Regions from separate parts of the Mus musculus genome. Here region 2 is linked to region 1. The links are chromatin loops, found by intact Hi-C in ENCODE. Cell type or tissue: gastrocnemius. All regions are shown on one strand. Each heading gives the region's core, and the rest is flanking DNA. Links, peaks and the distances in the headings are about the cores only.

Region 1 (8,577 bases), core at 188-8,187:
TTTTTTCAACTAGTTAGGACAAAAACATTACAATGGTTGGCTTCTTTCATTTAGTTACATAAATAAAATTTTTATAAATATCTCTTTATAAACAATATAAATAGCTTTACAACATAAATACATTTATGCATGACGTGAATTTACAAACAGCAATGTTTTACAGCTAGCTGGTTTTGTCAGTCACTTTAAAAACTGTCCCTTGTCATCAAGTCGGTGTGGGAGTGTGTGTCTCATGTATATAATATATATATAATATATAACTTTTTATTTTTCATTTTCAAAAAAAACCCCAAACAATAAAATCATACCCTCCCCTCCCCAAATAATAATAAAACAGCTGGTGTTGTGTATTGCCAGTACCAGGAGGAAAAAAAAAAAAAGAAATGTAAAAGCCACATTGCGTTGGAGGTGTTTCCAGATGCTGGAGGCTGATGACCAGGGATGGCCTCAGTGCACAGAGCAGTTCCCAATCCTGAAACACAAAGTGAACACAGGACACTCAGTTCCGGTCTCTTCACTGAAAAAGCCCATCCCACAGGGTAGTTGTAGAACTTTCCCCCCTTTCTTACAGTAGCACTAGGCAAAGCCTGTGTGCCTTCGATCTACAGGTCCTTGATCGGCACTGGCTGGACCAGCACAGGTGAAACCATAGCATCTGCCAGACCTGAGCCCCTCCCCTAAGATTTAACTACAGGCCTTGCTCTCGGCAATGGCTGAGAATAGCGGCCCCTTTCCAGCTCATTTTTGCTACAACACAACCCCCCAGGGCAGTCAGTTTCATCTGGTTTCATGTCTGCTTGGCTACATAGGGACAGAGAAGAGAATAACTCAGGGGGAAGTGTGTCCTATTCTGGACTCAAATCGTCGATCTGATTTGACTTCCTGGATGGCCCCAAGTAGCTTTGAGCTCACCTATAAAATGGATAATAGCCACCTCCCAGAGCCAGCACTGGGATTTAACAAAAGGCCACATATTAAGCATCTGCCCTGTCTGGGTCACAACTTCTAAGCAGCAAAGAACACTTCCTCTCCTAGCTACCTTTGTCTTAGAAATTGGTGGCTTCAATGTCCCCTTCTGCAGCAGCTGGCAGTGTCTGCCACCAGCCTGGGGCAAATGTACAGCTTTGCTGCGTTGGAGGGTTTGAAGGATGAGAGTAAGCTGATGACCGCTGTACTCAGTCCCTACTAGTGGTGGCTGCATGAGTTCTCCATGTTCAAAAAACTGGCAGACATGCAGGGCCCTCCTAAAGGACTGCACTCACGAGGGGCCTGGCTCTGATGGTCTGGGCAATTCTCCCTAACTCGATTCTCTGGCTGTTTCACAGGTGGTGTTCCTAGGGCCAGAGGCAAAATGTCCATTGAGGTCTTGGCCACACCCGAGTCTCTGCCAGTTGTATAATCAAAACCTATAACCATCAGCGGCAGTCATTATGACGATGCCTAGAGCCAAAGTCAACCTCTGCGTGGAGAAAGGGGCAGAGCCTCGGGAGTTTTCATCAGCATGAAGGATGAGCCTTGCACTCTTCCATAAGACCAAATGGGTGCTCTCCGCTGGCCAGCTCCACTGGGAGACTTCAGGTTGGAAGGACGATCTATCCTCTCACTGGGGCTGGCATAGAGGAGGCTGAGGCTTTGCCTTTATGCCAAGAGAACTTCCAGGAGGCTGATGATCTCCACTGGTCAAAGTGGAGGGGTAGGGTGTAGAAGCCTTAATTGTCTTGATTTTTCCTCAACATTCTCACTACCCTGTGCCCACAGATGCCTAAAGCACCTTCAGAGAAGCACATTCCAGGCATTTAACCGGAGGTTAAGTAACGTTGGTTTAGACTCTAAAGTCCTTTCTTGGCACATACATCGCAAACTGAAAATTCAAGTCCTCAGACTCCATCTCTTAGGTATTCATATGGAACATAGCAAAAGACCCGCCCATAAGTACTAGAATCACCGCTCTCCCTGAGTAGAGCAGAGACCTAACACCTCTGTGGAACTGGGGTGAAGCACGCAGCCTGTTCAAGACTCAGTGCAGAGAGGAGAGGGCCATCCGAGATCTAGAGCCAGGGCACTTGGCAGAGCTCCTGAACTGGGGGTATGTGTTTCTCTCGTCAGTGGCCAATATTTCCAAGATCCCTTCTGGGTATGATGTGGGCTCCTGAAGGTCTGTCACTTAAGTTACTCATGAATTAATATGGGGACACAAGTACACAGAGCACTGCACTTCTGCAAAGGTCTCTCATGCCTTTAAAAAAAAAAAGGCTCCTGTCATGTGATGGGGGAGGTGTTCCTACTCCTTACTGGGAAAAGAATGGCCACTGGTCAATCTTCCTGGGTTGGGGAGAGCAGCCTCCTCACCACTGGGGTGGGCTAGAGCAAGAGGCAAAGCCAAGGAACAGCAGAAGCCTGACTGTCAAGCACTTATCTAAGTAAAGTGTGTCTCATCACATCATCAGGGATAGAGAGCAGAAGGAAGTCAGGAAGGACCCAGCAGCTTATGAGGATGCTGGGAAGATGGAGGCTTCCCGTCTCCATGGAGGGGAAGGAGGCCAGAAATAGTTCAGAGCACCACAAGGCTGGTAAAGAACTCACTGTGGACACACTGAGTTTGAGGTTAGGTCACGAAATAAGCTTTAGCTTGTTCCTTTGCCTCTCTCTTGAAACAGGGTCACCAGCCTAAGGTTCATCTCGGAAGCCCCAGGGCAGCAGCATCAGGACCCTGGATAGACCAGTTTGCCCACAGTTGAGTTGAGAGCAGGGCTAAGATTCAGAATGCCCCAGGCAGAAGAGTGCCCTGCTGCTGCCACAGAGGTTCTCTCTACTAGGAGGGGGCAGGCATATCTGCATGCCTGCCTCACCTGAGGGACAACAGCCCCAGAAAGGCATCCTAGCACTTGACTGCTTGGCTGCTGGCACAGGGCTGGTGGTACATCTTTCTCTCCCTCTTTCCAGGATCTCTCTAACAAGTTTCCAGTTGGCTAGCTGGCCAGTGGTCAGTGGTGGGTTTGGAGGCTGGGACTGCATAAGCCTGTCTCTATTTTTCTAGAGGAAGCCAGATGGAGTACTCTAAGGCTGAACCTGGTCTCTGACCTGGCCCGTGTTCACTTTTTTGTTGTTGTTGTTTTTTAAATCTGTAAAATGGGATATGTGAGGTGGCAGGCAAATGTCTGGGTACACTTGATCCCATGCCTAAATTGGTTGGGGGAAGGTCACAGAACATAGGGATCAGGGAGGAAACCAAACAGTCTGCGAAGGACAGTGATAAGAGCTTGGCTCTCTTGGGTGCAGAGCTAGGCGAGCGGGGAGCGTCCGATGGTGTTACTTACCGCCGCCAGGGGTAGCTGCACTAACATCCCAGACCGCTCATGGAGCCGATCCGGTCCAGCTTGAGGCCAAAGCAGCCTTTGGACAAGCCCTTCTTGTTGCCGCCTTTGTATTTGCGCGCGTTGGGGTGCTCGTGCAGAAGGCGGGCCCAAGCAGCCCGGGACTTGGTGTCCACACGCAGGTCCCGGAGCAGTCGCGATCGGTCTCCCTTGAGATTGGCTCCCCCGCTGCCTGGAGTCTTGTCACCCTTTTTCTGATTGCCACCAGCTGCCTGGGAATCCGCCAGCTCCTCCCCTGGCGGGGTTCTCGGGACCTGTCGGAGAAAAGAGTGGACAGGTGAAAGAGTGCACCGATGTAGCATAGATGACTTTTACGGGGCCCAGAGTGGCGTGGCCCTTCTCAGCCATGAGCGTGCCTCCACCGATGCGGGACAGCTGAGTCCAGCATCCACCTGCCACGCAGCCTTCTTGCCTGCTCCTCCGGGGAGCCCATTGCTCTTCCCGTGCCGCAGGTCATGCTGGGCACATTGGGGCACGGGAGGTGTGCATGTGTCGACATTCTCCCGAGGCTGGGAAATGAACCCGAGAAGTCCCCGCTTTGAGGGAGCAAGTCCGAGGGGGTCTGCCTTTCCGGGTTCTCTGCTCCCTCCTGCGCACCACATCTTTCCACGCCCCTCACAAGCCCAGCGTCCCCGCGACAGCACCCACCTTCGGTGGTGTCCCGGGCTTGGCTTCAGAGGGCCGGAGCGAGAGTAGCGCGAGCAGCAGGGCGCAGGCGATCAGCTGGGAGAGGTGCATGGTGCCGATGGGACCGAGGTGTGCAGACGGTCTGCAGCCGGGACTGCCGGTGAGCAGTCGGATAGGCGGATGCGGAGCAGGATTGCCAAGCGAGCACAGGTCCTACTGCTGTGCGGCGCCGGCTGGGTGCGCTCTGAGTCCGTGGCTCCGCTGGAGCCTTTATAATCCAACCTGCCGCTGATGTCATCTTCCCGCCCACCGGGCCTCCAGGGCCAATGGCACAGCGCACGCGGCCGAATCGACGGCCCGGAGGGGGCCGGGAGGGGGCCGGGAGGGGGCCACGGGGGCTCCCTCTTCTGCTCCAACCCACATCCCACCTCCGAAGGAGCCGGCGGCTCGGCTCGCTGCGCTCAAAGCCACAAAGCGGCGCGCAGAAAAGAACTCCATTTGTAGAATGCGCTTCGCCCTAGTACTCAGGCTTCTAGGCGTCCCTGCGCTGTGTATCTGCTGCTCCTGATACGTGTCTGTACTCCTTCTGCAGGTGCAAAGGCTTAGAAGAAATGTCCTTTATGCAAAGTTACACAGGTTGAAAGTTGGTGCGGCCCAAAATCTACACAGATCGCTCTGTTTCCAAACTCTTCACAAATGCTGCCACGCGCTAGCCAGGGTGGAAGGGCTGACCATGTCTACACGCTCAAACATGGGGGCGGCAGAGGATGGGGTTAGTAGATCCCAGTGGGAAGTGGAGGGAGAGCTTGAATGTTGTAGCTGCAAAGGAGACTTGTAAGTCTCGGATACCCACGAGTGAGAGGATGTCATCAACCCACGAGTGTGAGCCAGGAGTTTGTGTGTGTGTGTGTGTGTGTGTGTGTGTGTGTGTGTGTGTGTGTGTGTGTTGGGAGGTTAGGAGGCAGGTAGCTTTCCTTCAGTGATGTACTGGCCCTTCCTGAAGGTGGAGATGTCCACTTTAGTGTCCTGAATACCCTAAGAAACTATGGGCAGTACTGGGTTTTAACCAGCTCCAAGCCTCAATAGGCCATCGCCATTGAGTTTGGGGTTGTAGTTGCCTTCTGGCTATAGGGACCGGGCCACTTATTTCTGCTGCACACAATTCCTCGCCTTGACCTGGAATCTTGGTCCATCGGACTCTAGGGAGCTCTGCAATTTAGAGCCACGAGAGAACTTGTAGTTTCAAGAATGGAGTGATGTGCAAGAGTTTGTGTCCCTTCTCCTGAGCAGGATGCAGGCTTGAGCGAGGGAAATGAATGTTGGCAGGGTCCCTGTGGTCTCATGGAGCAAAGAGCCTGGGAGAGAGGACGAGAAGCAGGAGCCAGTTAGCTTCTTACAGAGAAAGGGAAGTGGGAAGAGAGGGTAGTGGGAAGACTGCTGGGATGGACATGGGTCTAGAGGACCCAATGCTTCTGGAGGATACAGAGGAAGCAAGAGTGTACTGAGTGTGCCGTCTACTTCCTCGTCCTTTCCTAGCATGCAACCCAAAGACTCCAAATGAGGACCACAAGCTCCTTCCAGCCTTTCGTTTGGGAAATGACTCACAGGTGAGGTTTGATTTGAGTCAGCATATTGCCCAAAGAAAGATCTAGACATCAGTTTCAAGTCCTTTGTCAGTTCTGGAAGGTTGGTGGCTCATCTCCATTCAGCTCCTCCCTCCATGGCCTTTCTGTGTTACTACATACGAAACGACAACCGTGTTGTGCTTGAGAGGGAGAGAGAGAGGAGAAAGGAGATGAGGGTGAGGCCTTCAGCTGCTTCATGGAGTGTCTTTCGCCTAAGGGGCAGGAGAGTACCATCCAAGCTTTGAGACCGCAGCAGTGTCTTATAAGGCCCCTTATTAAGGATAAGTTGGGACTGTTCAGTCTTGATAGCTACTTTCTAAAGGACTACAGATGGTTTTCTTTTATCCTGTCTTGGTAATGGGCTGGTAACTAGGTCTTCTTCAGGAGGTTTGAGGCTTTGTAAAACTGATGATACCCATGGTCTTGTGGGGGATGACTACATCTGTACTACAATCGACATCTCTTCAAGGAAAAATTTATCTATCTATCTATCTATCTATCTATCTATTTATTTATTTGTGTGTGTGTGTGTGTGTGCGCGTGCATTCGTGTGTGTGTGTGTGTGTGTGTGTGTGTGGTGCAGGCATGTGTGTACTGTGATGTATTTTGGTGTGTGTGTGGATGTCAGAGGACAGCTTGCAGGAGTCAGTTCTCTTCCATCATGTAAATCCCAGGGAGGAACTTGGGCTTCTTGGTGGCAAGCCCCTTCGCACATTAAGCCATCAAGTTGGTCCTGCAGGGGAATCTTCTGATGACCTACAGCTTCTGATCTCTGAGTGTAGTCATCTATGGTAGGTCCTGGATGAGTTAACCTTGGGCTAGGCTTTCCTGCCGCTTCTGGTGCTGCTACTGAACCGATTCCTTTGTTGGGGCAGGAACCTGTGGGCAGAGAGTCTGGGGGTGGGCTGTAGGGACATTGGGGCAGGGAGGCAATGGACACATATGTGCTCAGAGACTGAAGGTCTGCTGCTCCTCATGGCTTCCTTCCTGGGCCTAGATTTGGGATCTTAGCTCCCTTTCTCTGGGAAGTCTACTTCTCCTGCCTTTGGCTCTGGGAACCCAGTGGAGATGGAGGAGCAGTGGTCCAGCCCACTGAGCAGCTTAAATGAACGGACCAGGCACTGAGCTGACTGTTCAGTGTTAAAGCTTTGCCCGGGGGCTGGAGAGATAGCTCAGCAATTAAGGCCACAAATCGCTCTTGCAGAGAACCTGGGGGAAACCTCACAACCCCTTGACACTCTAGCTCCAGGGGTTCTGATGTCTCCTTCTGACCTCTTCAGGCAACTATACTTATGTACACATACCGTACTCAGACACAGACTCATGCACAATTGAAAATAAATCTAAAAGTATCAACAAACTGAAATCTTCAATTCCTCCTGACTCAAAGGAAGGAAAAGAGGCCCTTGGGGCTCAAGGGATTAGTAGTTTTATTGGACATCTGACCATTTGTCATCCATGACTGTTCTACATACCTACAGGGCTGCCCTTCAACCTACTCTGTAGTCACTGAGTTCCATTCCAGCGCAGGAGTGGGCCACAGAATAAACACTGGCTTCATCGGTTGGGAAACATGATGACGGAGATGGTCATGTCAGGAGGGCTTTTTTCTCAATCTGAGCCAACAGAACATGCTTTCCAGTGAAGAAGTCTGAACTGGGCATATAACATAGGAAAAAAAAAAAAAAAAGAGGGTCAGAGTGACCTCTTTGGGTTAACTGGAAGATGAGGGCTTAGAAGTACTGTCTAAGAAACATACAAACAACAACAAAACCCAATCGAACGAGAAGCTTGCTAAAAGACAACCCTAGGAAGCTGAGACAGCCAGCCAGTGGAGGTAAAGAGACAAGATCGAGGGAGGTTAGATGGCTTGAGGTGGGGTGCCCAGGGGAGGGCAGGCCTGGGGGAGAGGCAGTTCTGGGGCCCAAGGCAGTGTCCATGCAAGAGGTGACAGAGGGTTGTCTTCATAAAGTCATTGTGCACATAGGGTGGGAGGGTAAGTGAGCCTGGGGGTGCGGGAAAGTTAAGGCAGAGGAAGAGGCGCTGGTTGGGGGGCAGGGACAGAAAGAGCAGGGAGTGATGGCAGTCAGATCAAAGCTGACCTATGACAAACCTCAAACCTCAGGCATCAAGTATGGCACAGCCAAGGCCCTTCTCTCTCTCCTGGGTCTTTGAAGGGCAGGGGTCTGAGAAAAAAGACCTCATCCTCATGACCCCATTTCCCCACCCCCTTTTCCTTTCCAAGAAGGAGATGGGAAAGCGTGCCCATTGCAGAGGACCTTCTGGAACAGTCGCTGTCCAGACCGGATGGAAAGCTAAAGAGGTCCCATTGTGAAAGGTGTGTAAAGCTTCCGGGAACCTGAGGGGAGGGCCGCTGCGACAGGACTGTCCCCTCAAGAACAGGTGGTAGGCAGGAGCTGCTGGCAGCGATGCCCCCTCCTGGCCCTGGGATAACAGGGGTGGATTCTCAGGCCCTCAGAGGAGAGAGCATTGCTGAGAAACCCATCTGTTTTCCCTGCAATTATTTCATCCCGGGGCCCCCTTCCAGCTGCATAACTTCTCAGAGAGGATACTAAACAGGCTGTGAGCTGTTGTTGGGGAGGCCAGGCAGGGAAATTGCAGCGGGATCCTAGCCAGATCTCATCATTGTGCAGGGCCTTCGGTTTCACCACCTGTAATTGGGAAAAGGCCGTCCTTGCCTCCTGGATGGGGGCAGAGGGAATCTGGCGGAGGCAGCAGGAAGCAGCTGAGGCATATGGGGATCTGACTGTTACCGCTCACACGTACGCACTCTTCCCGGTGGTGGGGCCCAACATGATGAATGGGACTGCTTGATAGCGCACAGCCGTGGGGGACACGGAGGCTTGGCTAGGTCTCCTTGAACCTGGCACCTCCCTCAAGAGGCCTGCACCTAAGGGCCTGCCCTGGAGGAGAGGAGCTGGATGCCAAGA
Region 2 (8,577 bases), core at 242-8,241, 300 kb after region 1:
AGGTTTAAAAAAAAAAGTATGCTCAGAGGCTGGAGGGATGACTTGGCAGTTAAGAGTCTTTACTACTTCTGGAAGAAACCCAAATTTGGTTCCCAACACCCACCTGGCATCTCACAACCACTAGTTATCTCCAGTTCCAAAGGATCTTACCTTTCCTGGCCTCTGGTGGTACACAGAGCTCACATAGGTGCACATGTGTATGCATGTTCACGCACACTTACACACACACACACACACACACACACACACACAAAGAGAGAGAAAATAAAGGCTTTAGAAACACTGTTTGAGGAACAGATGTAGTGTGACCTTGCTGGGGTATGAAGTTGGAAAGAGGCTTAAAGTGGCAGACTAAGCAGCATGGGCATCCTTCAAGGTAATAGGTTATGCTCAGTTTTGCAACAGTTGAGTGGCCTTCCTTCTAAGTAGAAACTCTCTTGAGTGCTCTGGATAAAGGAAAATTCAGCCAGAGTCAGGGCTAGCATATCAGTATCAGGGTCTGTTCCACATCACTGCCCCTTGAAACTTTGAGTAAATGCCCCGACATAGGCAGAGACACTTGTTCATAGACTAAAGTATTTATCAATGCTACAGAATCATGCTGGACAGTCACCTCCAATGTCAGCAATGCCTATCACAGAGCAAAAAGGAAAGAGAAGCAAGGGGTGGGGAAATGGAGAAGCTGTTTCTCCAGGTACTGCTGCTGCCTACGTTGAGATAAATACAGAGGGCAGATTCTCCCTAGTAGTTAGCTTTTAGTGCATGTGACTCTTGGCCACTGATTGTGGGGACCTAACCCTGCTCTTTCTATGTTTTGTTTTTGTTGTCATAGACTTGAGGTGTTATTGTATAGCTCAGGATCTCCCCACCTCTGTCATCATATCAAACCTATAGATCTAGTCTTTAGTGAACACTTCCTGGCCCAACCAAAAGTATCTGGGACCTATTCATCAATAGGAGACCAAAATCCAGCTCACCCAGCACATGGAATCCTGGGAAAGGGAAAGGCAATAGGACCTGATATAAATAGGATTGCAGGTTATCACCAGATACGAAAGAAGATGCACGGGAAGAGAGACAGCTCAGTCATTAGGAGCACTTGCTGCATAATCATGACCAAACCTCAACGATATCCCAGTAGCCAGATGTCCTTACAAAACACCTGTAACTCATGCTCTGGAGGATCTGATACCTTCTGGTCTCTGCTCGTGTTCAGGTACACACAGCTATAGATAACCACATACATCATGCAGGCGCACACACACACACAAACTCTAAAAGCAAAGAATATACTGAAGTCTGGAGTAAAGGAAGGTGTTATTCGCCTCAGCAACACACATATTAAAATTAGGATGCATATTAAAATTAGGATTAATACTGCCCTTGAGAAAGGCTTATATGCAAAGTTGAAGAGCGTCCATATTTTAAAAAATAAAAATTACTGAGGCAAACTTTATTTTCCTGGTTTTCCATTATTTTCATGAAATATCTAAAGCTAGGTATGAGGTTTATTAAGTTCAATTTTGTATCTTGACTCTTTGTTTGATAGTTGTTTGATTGGTTGATTTGGTTTGCTTTTATGTTGTTGCTGCTATTGTTGTTTGTTTTAGTTTTGAGACGAAATGTCATGTAGCCCAGGCCGACTTTAAACTCTTCATGTAGCCCAGGCTGACCTTAAACTCTTCATGTAGCTGAGGGTGGCCTTGAACCCTTGATCTCCTTTCCTCTATCACACAAGGATAAGATTAAAGGTGCATGCTGAACTTTGAAGACTGGAAGTCCAAATGACATAAGGCCACCTCTAGTGAGGGCCCTTTTCATCTCTTCAAGGCAGATAGTATGGCAATGACTGTATAAAAAGAAAACATCATATGGCATGTCAGACGGCTAGGATGAAAGGAGGAGCCAGTATTAGCCTCACCTGTCAAAGTTCCTACTATCTGTCAACACTGCTCTACTGAGAAACAGTCTCTGATTACACAAACCCTTGATGAGAGAACATTCAAATCATCTCTAAATTATAACAGAAGTTCTACCAACAATGATTCCATGAAGAGCTTTGCCACTGGTATAGGAAACTATAGACTATATCCAAAAAGGGAAAACCAGTGTCCACATTTGAACACTGTAAATGGAGACAAAGAAAATCACTTGATCGAGGTTTAGAATGCCAGACCTTAAGCACAGGCAGATTGGGTGTTATAGGCCAGGACTGTTGCTGTCACAAGGTAACCAATAGTTCAGGAGGTGAGAGGGGATGGGGAAGTAGAAATGGCAGTGTCTTGTTTCTTAAGTGATTTGGGGAAGTTTTGTTGCTTATTTGTTCATTTGATGGAGGATAAGGTACTGTTCTTATAGAAACATCAGTACAGGGAGGGTGGAAACACACAAAGGGAAGAAAACACCAGGCTCTCTATTCTCATGCTGTGTTTAAAGAATTCATGATGTTCAGATTCAGGTATCAGAACAGAAGAGTCTAGATTCCAAGAAGAGGCAGGGCTCAGAATGCAGAGGACAGAAACCAAGGAGAAGGAGGCAGGAAGAAGAACAGAGGACAGAAGGTAAGGGCCAACCAAGAAGGGAGTACAGGAAAGGCCAGTCTTGAGTGTTCACTGGTTCTGTATTTTAAAAACAACATGTGGTTATAGATTATATAATATATATTACTTTCCATATGGTCATATGTACACAAATGAAACGCATGGATTTCATGCCATCATGCTAACATTCTAAGAACCGGGATCCCATGGTGTTTGTGCTTTCAAGTCTTGGTTTATAGAATCTAAAATTCCTACAAGGAATTTTACAAGGAGTGTGTAACTTTGATAATTAAGAGAAAAAAATGAAAGCTGAGAAGTATAAACCATTCTGAGAAGCTTCAAGTGGAGCAACTGGAGTGTGACTGGCAGAGGAATATAGTCTGGAGTTAAGGGAAGCTCCACCTTTGCACTTGGGGAATCGAACCAGATGAGCAGGGAGATCACTAGCTAGAGCTCCAGGCTGAAGGCAGGAGACACTTGCCATGAGATAACAGGACCAGGGCATCCCTGAAAAGCTAGGGAAAATGGCTCAAGAGAGTAGTTGATGGAGAGTGCTAGAAAAGGCTTAAGTCTACCTTCTCTGTGTACAAGAGTTGAGTTTTCTGCTGAGAAAGAATGAGAAGGTAGAAGAATTGGAGGAGAGAAGTAATGCGTGTGAAGCCTGGGGGAAGATGCTATCAAGGCATGGCAGGAGCTGAGACTGTTTGTTGATGCATCCCTATATAGCCCAGCATGTTTTCCTGCCACCTTCAGTGTTTAGCCAGTAGGGTCCCAAGAACAAAGAAGGCACACTGTGAGATTGGTTACATGACTTGCAGTTAGGACAGTGGAGTTGGGCAGCTGGGGAACTGTGGTGAAAGTCCATAATAAACAGGGAGGGATACAGGCAGGGCCAAGAGAAAACTACCAAGCCCCACGGAAGCATAGGCACTGGCCCTATGCTTTCGGCAGCAGGACTTTCTCTACACAGAGATCCTTCCTGGTTATCTTGGTACTCTGCACCTCAGTCCGGCCCAGAATCTCTCCAGAGAGTGTGACGAGCCTCACACGGCCAATGTGCTGCATGGAGTCAGGCAGGGCATCTTTCTTCCTCCTCATCTGCCTGGGTAGAGTTTTGAAAAAGTGGCTTTAAAGAGAATAGCCCCACCTTGCCAGTCCTCTGCCACAGGAAAGCCTGCTGCACTCCGGGTTGAACAGGAACGCATGCACAGTGACCCCTGGAGGACCAGTGGATTTATGAGAGGCTGTGATGTGCCAAACCACAAATGTGATCGTAACCTCTTAATTTCTTCTCCTTTGAAAGGCAGAGGCCTAACCACCTATTTACAAAACTGGATGAACATGCACTGTTTCCTCTGAATTCCATCTGATTCCTTACCCAGAATCTAGTAGAAAGTGTATTAAAAGGACTGTCCCTTAAAAATTAAATGCATTTCTGCTGCCACAGCTTCTTCATGAAACTTGAGGTCTTTGGCATCTGACCAGTGGGAGGAGCAAAACAGTTTTGATAACCAGGACAGCTACAGGGTATACTAGTGGATTTTTTTTTTCCAGAGGGTTGCCAAGAAAATCTTTCCTTTCTACTGAAAGTACTAATTGCTATGGGCATTTTTTTGAGAAAGATGCTACTATAGAATATCTGTCAGCAAGGATTTCATAAACTGTTGGGATTTGGTTTTTTTATTTGTTTGTTTTTGTTTTGTTATTGCACGAATGTGTGTGACAGACAGACAGACAGACAGACAGACAGACAGGGAGAGAGAGAGAGAGAGAGAGAGAGAGAGAGAGAGAGAGAGAGAGCACATAGAAAACAGCAGGATATTTATCTTATACCAAAAGCCATCCATCTGTGCACTAATAGTGCCTGCCTGCTGTGTGGAGTAGATAGAAGGACAAAGCCAGACTGACTTGCCTTTGTTCTTGGGGGTTCCATATCCTGGGGGCACCTAACAAGGGATCAGGATACAGGGTGGTCAGGACCTTTCCAAGTGCTGTAGAAGAGCTCGGAGGGTGGAGTAAGTAGCTAATTCTTTGGGACTGTCCCACAGCCTCTGTGAAAGATCAGGGGAAGTTATAGAACAGTACATTCTCTGCCTGGGGGAGTCTGGAGAAGCATGGAAATGGCAAGGATCTGAGTGTAGAAAGATAGCCAAAGTTTGCCTGAAGCAAGGTGTCCAGAAAGGTGTTCCAGAAAATGGGAACACCATGTGCAGAAGCTGGAGCAGCGAGCAGGCAGGCAGGTGAAGGGCTCGCAGCGGGTGGGCCCATGGGCTCGAGCTGTGTGTGCCCTGCACAGGGCTGAATGCGGGCTGAGCCAAGTGGCACAGGGCTTGGACACCTTCAGCTGATTGTTAATGCGCATTTCAGAGCAATTTCGCTTTGAATAAAACCCATGTTCAGAATCGTTCTAGCATGTTGGGTTATCAAGAAGTGCTGGGCTCAGAGTCTGACTCGAGGTCGCTGTCCAAAGCCTTTCTGATTTCCACCTGCTGCTACCTCCTCTGTACTGCCCTCAGCTGCTTGATGATCTTAAGACCTGAGCTCTACCCCCCTTTTCATTCTATACATAAAATTTTAGCCCTTTCTTGTTTATGAAAATAGATCAAGATTACTATGTATAAAAAACATAAAATTATATTATGTATAACATAGTTTATAAATGCATAACTTAAGAGATGCCTTTGGGACACTGCTATTAACTGCATTTCCACCTTTATTTGGACTTCACCTGTTTTTTCCATCAGTGTTTTCTGTCTCGGGGTCCAGTCTAGGCCCAAGATACAATGACTTTCTTTTGACAAACACTAAAGCATGATGACCAAAGTCATGTTGTGACTAAAAGTCTTATAACTGAAAGTATGATACTTCCTTGAACACTGTCCAATTAAAAGCAACAACAAAAATAAATATTGAGCTCTGGACTAATTGTTGCAGCCAGTTGCCACAGAACATCTGGTGTCGTCATCTGGCAATGAAACCCAGAAAACGTGTGGGTTTTGCTCAGCCTCAATGATAGTGCACCACAGACTGGGTGACTTCACCAACAGACCTATATAGTTGTTCCCAGCTTCAGGTGCTAGCCAGTGTGATTCCTGGTGAAAACCTACCTCTCTCATATGTGGCTGTGTCCTCATATGGCCTTACCTCTGCACCTCCATGGAGAGAGGGACTGTGTGTTTTTTTGTCCTCTCATCCTTAAAATCAGTTTTGTGTAACTAGGTCCCACCCTTATGACTTCATTTAACCTTTGTAATCACTTAATAACCCTGTCTTCAAATACTGTTAAACTGGAGACTACAGCTTCAGTATATCAATGGGGAGGTACAATTCGGTTCACAGCATAGTTAAAAGGCTGAAATTATATAAAAAATTTTAACTTTGTAACTTTGTCACAAAACAGTGTATATGACACAAAAACTCTATAGTGTGTTGGTGTAGATGAAGACGCAGTTTTTTTGTTTTGTTTGTTTTGTTTGTTTTTTGGGGGGTTTTTGTTTGTTTGTTTGTTTTTTTGGTTTTTTCGAGACAGAGTTTCTCAGTATAGCCCTGGCTGTCCTAGAACTCACTCTGTAGACCAGGCTGGCCTCAAACTCAGAAATCCACCTGCCTCTGCCTCCCTAGTGCTAGGATTAAAGGCGTGCGCCACCACGCCCAGCTACAATGCTTTATAAAACAATGGACATACAAGAAAATGTAACATATTAGAACACATTTTAACTTATTACTAAAGCTAATGGGGTGCTGAGGCTACAGCTGGCCTAGCATGCACAAAGCCCTGGGTTAAACCCCCAGCGCAGCATAAACCAGGTATGGTTGTGCACACCTGTAATCCCAGCACTCAGGAGGTGGGGAATCACAAGTGCAGAGTCATCTTCAGCAAAGCCATCCTTTGAGGCAAGCCTAAGCAACACAAGACCCTGTCTCAAAGCAAACAAACAAAAACCAAAATATCAAAGTGTTTGCGTCCTTTGAGCTGACGGTATTAAAAAAAAAAAAAAAAAAGAAACAGACAAGAGAAAACACCCTATAGGTGGAACAACAATATGAACTAACCAGTACCCCCAGAGCTCGTGTCTCCAGCTGCATATGTAGCAGAAGATGGCCTAGTTGGCCATCATTGGGAAGAGAGGCCCCTTGGTCTTGCAAACTTTATATGCCCCAGTACAGGGGAACACCAGGGCCAAGAAGGGGGAGTGGGTAGGCAGGGGAGCAGGGTGAGGGGAGGGTATAGGGGACTTTCTGGATAGCATTAGAAATGTAAATGAAGAAAATACCTAATAAAAAATTGAAAAAAGAAAAGAAGAAAAAGAGAAAACTTCAATAACACTTTCATATAGAAGCTGTTACCAAAGTTTTCAAGTAATCACTGGGTGTAAAACTTCTAGAATACTGCCAAACACCTATTAATTTCTGTTACCAATACCAGCCATGCATCTTCAATTTCTTCTTCTACATCAAGCACATGCTTTCTATGGAAACAGCACATTACAGAAACTTCACAAAGTGAGAGAAACCATGGGGATTGGTTTTGATTTTACTAATAAAGAAATTTACTAAATTTACATAAATTCAGTGTAACAGCCCTCCCTTCCCAGTAAATTGAACCCAGTACAGGGTTCAACAGTATATGTCAAGTTAGGCCACAGTAAGTATAGGAAAGAAATGGTTTATAATGCTATTTCAATTTGGGAAAGAGTGTAGGTGGTAATATTATAATCAAGAAAAATATGGGAGAAGGAATAGATTTGAAGGCAGGAGGGAGAGAAGGCAAAGTATCTTGGTGGGGAAAACAAGGAGAGATACTAATTTTTTTCTGGTATTATAAATAATATTCAGTGACAGCTATTTCTTATAATTTGAAGTATCTTAAATACAAACTATTTTGTTTTTAAAAACAGGTTGTATAATTATATTTTTTATTGTTTATTTGATTGTTTGTATAACCTTAGCTGACCTGGAACTCTCTATGTAGACCAGGCTGGCCTCAAACCCACAGAGATCTATCTGTCTGCTTCTACTTCTGCCTTCTGAGTGCTAGTATTAGTGTGTGCCACCATAACCAGCAAGATCAGTTTATTATTATGAGATTAAAATGATAAGTGAGATAAATAATTCAGGCTTTAAAAGCTTCAAAAATGGGGCTGGCAAAATGGCTCTGTGGCTAATGTGCTTGCTGTCAAGCCTGGTGGTCTGGGTTCAACCTCTAGTACCTACATAGTAGAGAAAACTAATTCCCCTACACTTCCCTGACCCCACATGTGTGCCATGCTGCACACACACACAAATAAATAGTGCATTTTTTGAAAATCCTGAAAAATGGGTGATTGGTTGGCCAATATTCATCTATAAATCTGAATTTATGAACTTCAATTGTAATAGTTATATTGTATTTTTCTGTTTATACTCCAACATAATTTTGTAATTTATTGTATATTCAATTACTAAATTAAAAACTGGTTATTTTGCCCTGATAAGATTTTATATTTAGACATTGAGTTCTTAAGAATATTATTCAATCAGAACAGTTATATCACCAAACCTCCCCCATATTCTTTAAATATTTATTTTTATCTTATATATACACTTTGTGTATGTCTGGTACCCATAGGGACCAGAAGAGGGCATCAGATCCCCTCGAATTGGGGTGAGCCACTATGTAGGTGCTAGGAATCAGACCTCTGCAAGAATAGTAAGTTCTCATAGCTGCTGAGCCATATCTCCAGCTCCCTCCTCCTGTAGGCTCCAAATCTTCTCCAAATCACTCATAATTATTAATGTAGTATTGTATTTTATTACTTAGGGAATAATGACAAGAAAAAAAGTATATATATGCATTCCCTGCAGATAAAAATTTTTTAAATGAAGAAATTTTTTCTTGCCTTGGCAGAACCTAGGGATGCAGAAGTTGGACTGTAACTACAAACAGTGACAGTGTTTCTGTCCGATATCTTCCCTTTCTACTTCCCAGGCAGAGCTGAGACAGTGTACACTTTCTGCAGAGGCCACTAGGAGTGAGCCTGCTTCATATTCAGCTCCC

What was found. Hi-C counts contacts between places; a loop is a spot of excess contacts. Peaks named below come from ENCODE experiments on the same cell type or tissue, not always from the same donor. Only the 100,000 strongest peaks of a DNase experiment are listed, where the experiment ranks them.
Region 2: it touches region 1 in a loop (3-fold over the local background); 7 of 42 quality-filtered maps call a loop at or near these places.

What each region holds. Positions count from the first base shown.
Region 1 is chr1:86,666,327-86,674,903 of GRCm38, forward strand. Nppc (natriuretic peptide type C) reads right to left here and starts at 4,247. Exons shown (of 3, transcript NM_010933.5): 1 at 4,023-4,247; 2 at 3,318-3,628; 3 at 1-472. The coding sequence starts at 4,112. The coding sequence ends at 3,338. In gastrocnemius, for the core only: CTCF peaks have their summits at 3,329 and 4,233; DNase peaks (open chromatin) are centred at 2,077, 3,421 and 4,276; H3K4me3 peaks cover 2,186 bases; H3K27ac peaks cover 879 bases.
Region 2 is chr1:86,964,721-86,973,297 of GRCm38, forward strand. The region is part of intron 11 of Dis3l2 (DIS3 like 3'-5' exoribonuclease 2); the gene reads left to right. Among named protein-coding and RNA genes, the nearest start is that of Gm41909, 41 kb to the left of the region's middle. In gastrocnemius, for the core only: CTCF peaks have their summits at 3,759 (motif pointing left) and 8,165 (motif pointing right); a DNase peak (open chromatin) is centred at 3,731; H3K27ac peaks cover 402 bases.